2 separate regions of the Homo sapiens genome follow, and region 2 is linked to region 1. Evidence: chromatin loops called from intact Hi-C (ENCODE). Cell type or tissue: PC-9. All regions are shown on one strand. Each heading gives the region's core, and the rest is flanking DNA. Links, peaks and the distances in the headings are about the cores only. Region 1 overlaps LOC107985869 (a long non-coding RNA gene). Region 2 has its middle 18 kb from the start of CDC42EP3.

Evidence for each region. Peaks named below come from ENCODE experiments on the same cell type or tissue, not always from the same donor. Only the 100,000 strongest peaks of a DNase experiment are listed, where the experiment ranks them.
Region 2: it touches region 1 in a loop (8-fold over the local background); 16 of 110 quality-filtered maps call a loop at or near these places.

What each region holds. Positions count from the first base shown.
Region 1 is chr2:37,767,180-37,770,100 of GRCh38, forward strand. All of the region lies in intron 2 of LOC107985869 (a long non-coding RNA gene), which reads left to right. Among named protein-coding and RNA genes, the nearest start is that of CDC42EP3, 97 kb to the left of the region's middle. In PC-9, for the core only: no CTCF peak of the experiment used is centred there; a DNase peak (open chromatin) is centred at 1,452; H3K4me3 peaks cover 461 bases; H3K27ac peaks cover 2,244 bases.
Region 2 is chr2:37,687,729-37,690,649 of GRCh38, forward strand. No RefSeq gene overlaps it. Among named protein-coding and RNA genes, the nearest start is that of CDC42EP3, 18 kb to the left of the region's middle. In PC-9, for the core only: no CTCF peak of the experiment used is centred there; DNase peaks (open chromatin) are centred at 1,603 and 2,253; H3K4me3 peaks cover 376 bases; H3K27ac peaks cover 2,145 bases.

The sequences.
Region 1 (2,921 bases), core at 102-2,601:
TTGACTGGACAAAAATCTCCTCCACAGATGCAATTATTCACATACTCATTGGTCAAATATTTAGTGCATGCCTTGAGGATACACCACAAATCAACCCCTTCTCTGCTCCTCTTCCCCAGTCTCCAAAATCTACCTCCTACCTCCAACCCCACACTCACATGGAATTGCAAATAGCTTGATTGGATAAGCATGGACATCAGAGAAAACTCTCTGATACATTTTTGACACTTGCTAATAAAAGTATGTTGGGTGTTTTTCTTTCTACCTAAGGATGTTCCACCCATCATGGAGGGAAAATGGGGCTAAGAGAAGCCTGCCTCAGCTGGTGGGGTCATATCCACTCACAGATGTTAAGGAGTCTCCATGACAATGAGGACTTGAGGTGGGGAAGAAGAGACCCAGATATCTGCTTTGCCTTCTGTTCAAAAGCCAAGTGTCTGATTTTTCAAGTCTAGGGCTTTAAAACAAAAATCTCATTTGCAACATGCAGTCAGCAGCGGGGTGCCAAGCTCAGGACCTACCCCAAGGGGCTAGCAGCACTGTAGCCTCTGAGACCACCGTGCCACCTGGCTGTGCATTCAGATGTCATCCCTCCCCTCAGCAGGGCCAGGCTGACCACCAGACCGGCTGTAGAACCAGTTATTTGTACACCATGTTTGAAATGGACCTCAGAAATGGTACATTTGGTGAAAGTCAGGGTGTTCATAGAATTTATTATCCAAACTGGACATTTTTGAAAGAGAGAACTATTAATAATCATGCCAGGTCAACAGGCATGAGTGGAGCATGCCCCACAAAGACTTGGACACATGGCCATACCTGTATTTTTCTGTTTAGCAATTTGCAATTACTGCACACTTGAAGCATGTGTAGCTTCCCTGAGGCTCCACCTCTAGGGTTATACTGCCTGGAAATGTATTTTGGGGAAAAACAAACTTGTTGAAGAAAATGTCCTCACAAATGTGTAGCAATAACTCTAGGGGAAGTCACATTCCCACTTGTCTTGCCCATTGTGGTTAGAGGAGATTCTAGAATTAGAAAAGAAACCAAAAAATGAAAGATCTGCTCTAAGGGCTTAATTTTGCCCTTCAGGAAACAAACATACAGAGTGGCCCGTGGGTTCTTTAAAAATGTTCCCCATCAATCTTCCACCTCCTGTTCCTTCAACTGCCTCTATCTTATTTCACTTTTTGAAAAAAGTTGTTTTATCTCTGGCCTAGAAACTTTGGTACAGTTTGTCAATATCAGGAAGTCCATTAAGTAAGATTGCATATTATCCTTGCCAGAGCACGGCTGGCTGTCCAGCAGACATCATTTTATGTTTTTGTCTTTCTTTATTTGAAATACCTTTGATGTATCATCTCAGACAAAAAATGTAGTTGTTCAACAGCTCAGGGAAGAAAGCCTGAGCTTGCCACAGGAGGAGACAGGGCTAAGGCTGGGGAGTTGGGGGGAGTGTAAATAAAGTAGAGGACTGGGCAGAGCTACAAGAAATATTTAGCATTCCTGGCTTCCCACAAAGGGTAGGTCAAGGAGAGGGAATGAGCAGTTGGGATGGAGCGTACACCACAACTATTCTTTTTCGGTCCTAATCCAGTCCACTGTGACACATAAATGTCCCCAGTGGGCAGACCCCGAGTTTATTGTGTTGTGTGGCAAATGCTGAGTAATTACACACGATGCCTGTCTATATGCAGGATGGGGTCAAACTCTGTGGCAAAGACACAGCTGCTGGTTTCATGGCTGTGTGACAAATCCACTTTTGCTAACAATCGTCAAAGCCATATTCATAACACTATGTGTTTAAGGGATTGAGCACTAAAAGTCCGCTTCCACAGGCCCCTGTCAAAACAAAGTCCACTTCTTTACAGTGTGCCCACAGGCTGTCTGTGTCAAAAACCTGGTGTCACTTTTTGGAGTGGGATCTTGGAAGAGGAGCCATGCTCACTGTTGTTTGCCTGGATAGTGAATTGAAGATGGGGCTCTCTTTTCTTGAAACTCTCGGCGGGGTGGGGGGGGAAAGAAACGCGCCTTAGCATCCAAAATAAAGACAACCACACATACACCAAAACAGAAACAGCCATTTTGTTTTTAAAAGATCTGGTCATTGACAGGCTTTCTTTCTGCCCCGCCACTATGGTCTTCTCGGGTTAATTCATCTCCTGCTGCTGCAGGATCTATAAAATACTGTATTGAGATGACTTCAGTAGGTTTCCAACAGTGGGATTTTCCAGCTACTGGAAATACCCAAGGCCAGTGTAAACTCATTTGTTTTTCTTAATTTGAGCCTTAATTGCAGAGCCTACTTTTTGCTGGATGCTAATCCTCTCAAGCACTTCTGAGGCAAACACTCTAGGAGAGGATGTGGACAGAAGTACCCACGGAAAAGGGGACACTGTGACAAAGGGGTCAGCAGGTGAACAAATGTCACATATACCTCCTCTGTGTCATGCGGATGAGCAGGTTCCAGGTGATGAAAGTGAGAAGGTGCCTCCCATTGCAGGGCCCTAGCAACATAATGCTGTTCAGAATGCTCTTAATACAGAAGTGCCTATATTAGTCAGTGTTCTCCAGAGAAAAGGAACTACTGGGAGAGAGAGAGATTAGAAGGAATTGGCTCACACAATTATGGAGGCTGGCAAAGCCCAAGATTTGTAGGGTGAGTTGACAAGCTGGAGACCCAGGAGAGCCAATGGTGTAGTTACAGTATGAAGGCGGGCAGGCTTGAGGTACAGGTACACTTCAAGTCCAAAGGCAGCAAACAACTAATTTTTCCTTCTAGTTCAAAGGTCATCAGGCAGAATAGTTTCTATCATGTTTAGAGGAGGGTCAGCCTTTTTGCTCTATTTGGACCTTCATCTGATTGGATGGGGTCCACCTACATATGGTGGGCAATCTGCTTTCCTCAGTCTACTGATTCA
Region 2 (2,921 bases), core at 253-2,752, 79 kb before region 1:
TTCTCCTGCCTAGTGAAACCTATGGGATCACATGAGGCCATTTATTTGTCAATTATATCTTTGGTTGAGGCTGTCATCATATCTCACCTGGTTCCTTTACACCTTCTCCCCAGATCCCATTAGTCACCAAGTCAAATAGATTGGACCACCGCATGTGGCTTCTCATAGCCATCAGGATAAAATACAAAGTACTCAGCTGACTACAAAAATATTCTGTCATTCCCTGGCTGTGCCTACCTCTCTAACCTCATCTTCTACCATCCCCAGTGTCTTACTCCATTTTCACGCTGTTAATAAAGACAAACCTGAGACCAGGTAATTTATAAAGGAAAGAGGTTTAACTGACTCACAGTTCAGCATGGCTGGGGAGGCCTCAGGAAACTTACAATCATGGTGGAAGGGGAAGCAAACACGTCCTTCTTCACACGGTGGCAGCAAGGAGAAGTGCTGAGCAAAAGGGGGAAAAGCCCGTCATAAAGCCATCAGATCTCATGAGAACTCACTCACTAACACGAGAACAGCATGAGGTTAACCACCCCCATGATTCGATTACTTCCCACTGGGTCCCTCCCATGACACACAGGGATTATGGGAACTACAAGATGAGATTTGGACGGGGACAGCCAAACCATATCACATGGCATCCCACACTGCTATGTTCTTTCACCTCACTCTGTGCAGTGCTGCCTCCTCTTTCTAGAATGCCCTTCCCCTGCTCTCCATCTGACTATCTGCTACCTCCATATCCTCCAAGTCTCAATAGAAGCATCACTTCCTCTGTGAAGTGCTCTGGGGTCCTTTTTACTGGGTGATTTTTCCCTCCTTGCCCATGACTCTGTTCCATTTCATATCTCTTGGGATGTACACCCCAGCCCCTTCCTTCATATATTCTCACTCATCCTTTAAGATTCCCCCTGGTCAACCCCCTTTCCTTAGTCAGAGTTAATTATCCTCTGCTCTGGCCAATAATTAATACTTTGTTTATTCCTCCATTATAGTACTGAGTTGCATCTGACTTGGGATAGTTGCTAGCATGCTTTGTCTGGCGTTTTCACCTGATCACAAAGAATTTTAGAATAGGCACTTACCTTCATCTTTTGTTTTAGGACAATGCCTGGCATAACACCTGTTGATTAAATTAATTACCTTTTCTGTGGTTTCTTGGGCCTCTCTAATCAACCAGACATCGCAAACCAGACACAGAGACTGCCCCAGTTAGCCTCATTTCTGAACATTCTAACAGGCAGGCTATGCCAGTCTGTATAGGACTTAGAGAGCCTCAAACACCCAAGAAATTGAATTTACAGCATGTTTATTTCTTCTCTCTAGATATGTATTCTGCAATCATGACCAAACAGAAGGACTAAATCTGGATCAGAATCTGAAATGTAAAAAGGCTACTTGTCAACCACGCCATTGTTTTCCGTTGGAGCTAGCAGAGCAGCCTCGGCTGCACATTCCTGGGACGTGAATAATATCGGTTGTGATTACACTTCAGTATCTCATCCATTACCAGCCCTGTGAACACTGAATATAACCTAATTAGGAAATGCGAAGGGCCCTTTGCTAGGGATGAGTGCTGGGGCAGCAGAGGTCCACATGCCTTCCCGACACAGGGATTCACCGGGTTTCAGACACAGGTTTGGATCCTGCAGGGCTCAAGGACAGACTTTACTGGTCTAGTCCACATTCCTTGTATAATCACCAGTAAGCTGAGAATGTGACACCTTGGATTCCATCCTATGTTACACTCCTCTTTAAATGCATTGCAAAGGAGATATGCCAGGACTGATAAGTCAGTCAATTTCAAATAGGTATTAAAGTATTAATGAAGTGATTAACTCTCTCTGACTAAAACATTTTTTTGTTTACTGGTTTCTACTGGCCTTGAATAGGAATTTCAAATTTGTTGTTGACAATTGGCTTCTCATCTTTCACTGAATTCTTCTAAGCTTGTTTGTCTTTTCCTACACAGCTCTTAAAATGCTTTCAGAGGACTGAATTCTATCTTCCAAAGTGCAGAGAACAGAGCACTAAGGATGTCTGCAGGCTTAATTACAAAGGATGTGATTCTATTCTTATTGTTCCATAACTTTTCTTTGTAGTAAAAGCTGCTGCATTCATTTATTCAATCCTCTGTCCCTGCATTCATCTGACACTTGCTGAGCACCTGCTATAGCACAGATTCACGTCATGCCCATGGCTGGCATCCAGCATTTATAGGGTAACTGGCAGGAGAAAAGAAGAGGCCTGTGGCCATGAGGCAGTGAGATGGAGTCACCTGCTCTGGGAGTCAGCACCCCGCCACTCACACAGAGCCCAGCCAACTGAGCTAACTGATAAGTCAACCTTAATTCTGCTCTAAAATATTTTTCATCAAACCACCCTCTGCTGAATCAATGTACATTCCTATAACCTGTATCTTGCCCTAGTAATGTGTGACCTTCAATGTCATGGTCCAAGGTTTTGCTGCTGGGACATGTGGTCTCGGAATGATCATCAGAATCCTTCACTACATGCTCTAAACCATCATTAGATGCTCTACAGTTTGTCACTTGTTTCCAAGTGTCCTATGTCCACCTCATTTTATAGAACTGGGCTTCACTTGAGTTCTCATTCTGGGTACCTAGTATATTTCCCTGCAATTCTAATTGCTGGGTTCTCTCCCCAGGGAATGGAGCCTGGCTTTGGCATAGATCTCCATGAAGTACTGGGATTTCAGATGGCACCCACTCAATTTTGTTCACCCAGCTCTGACCATGAACGAACCATTCTGCTACTTCTGCCTTCTAACCTGGTGTTTGCCTGCATTTTATCTGGACATTGCTCAATTGTCTTGGTTGCTATGTCCCACCTGCTTGTCTGAATTTCTGTTGTTACTCCAGTCCCTGCCTGTCCCTGCAACTTCACACCCACTCCCA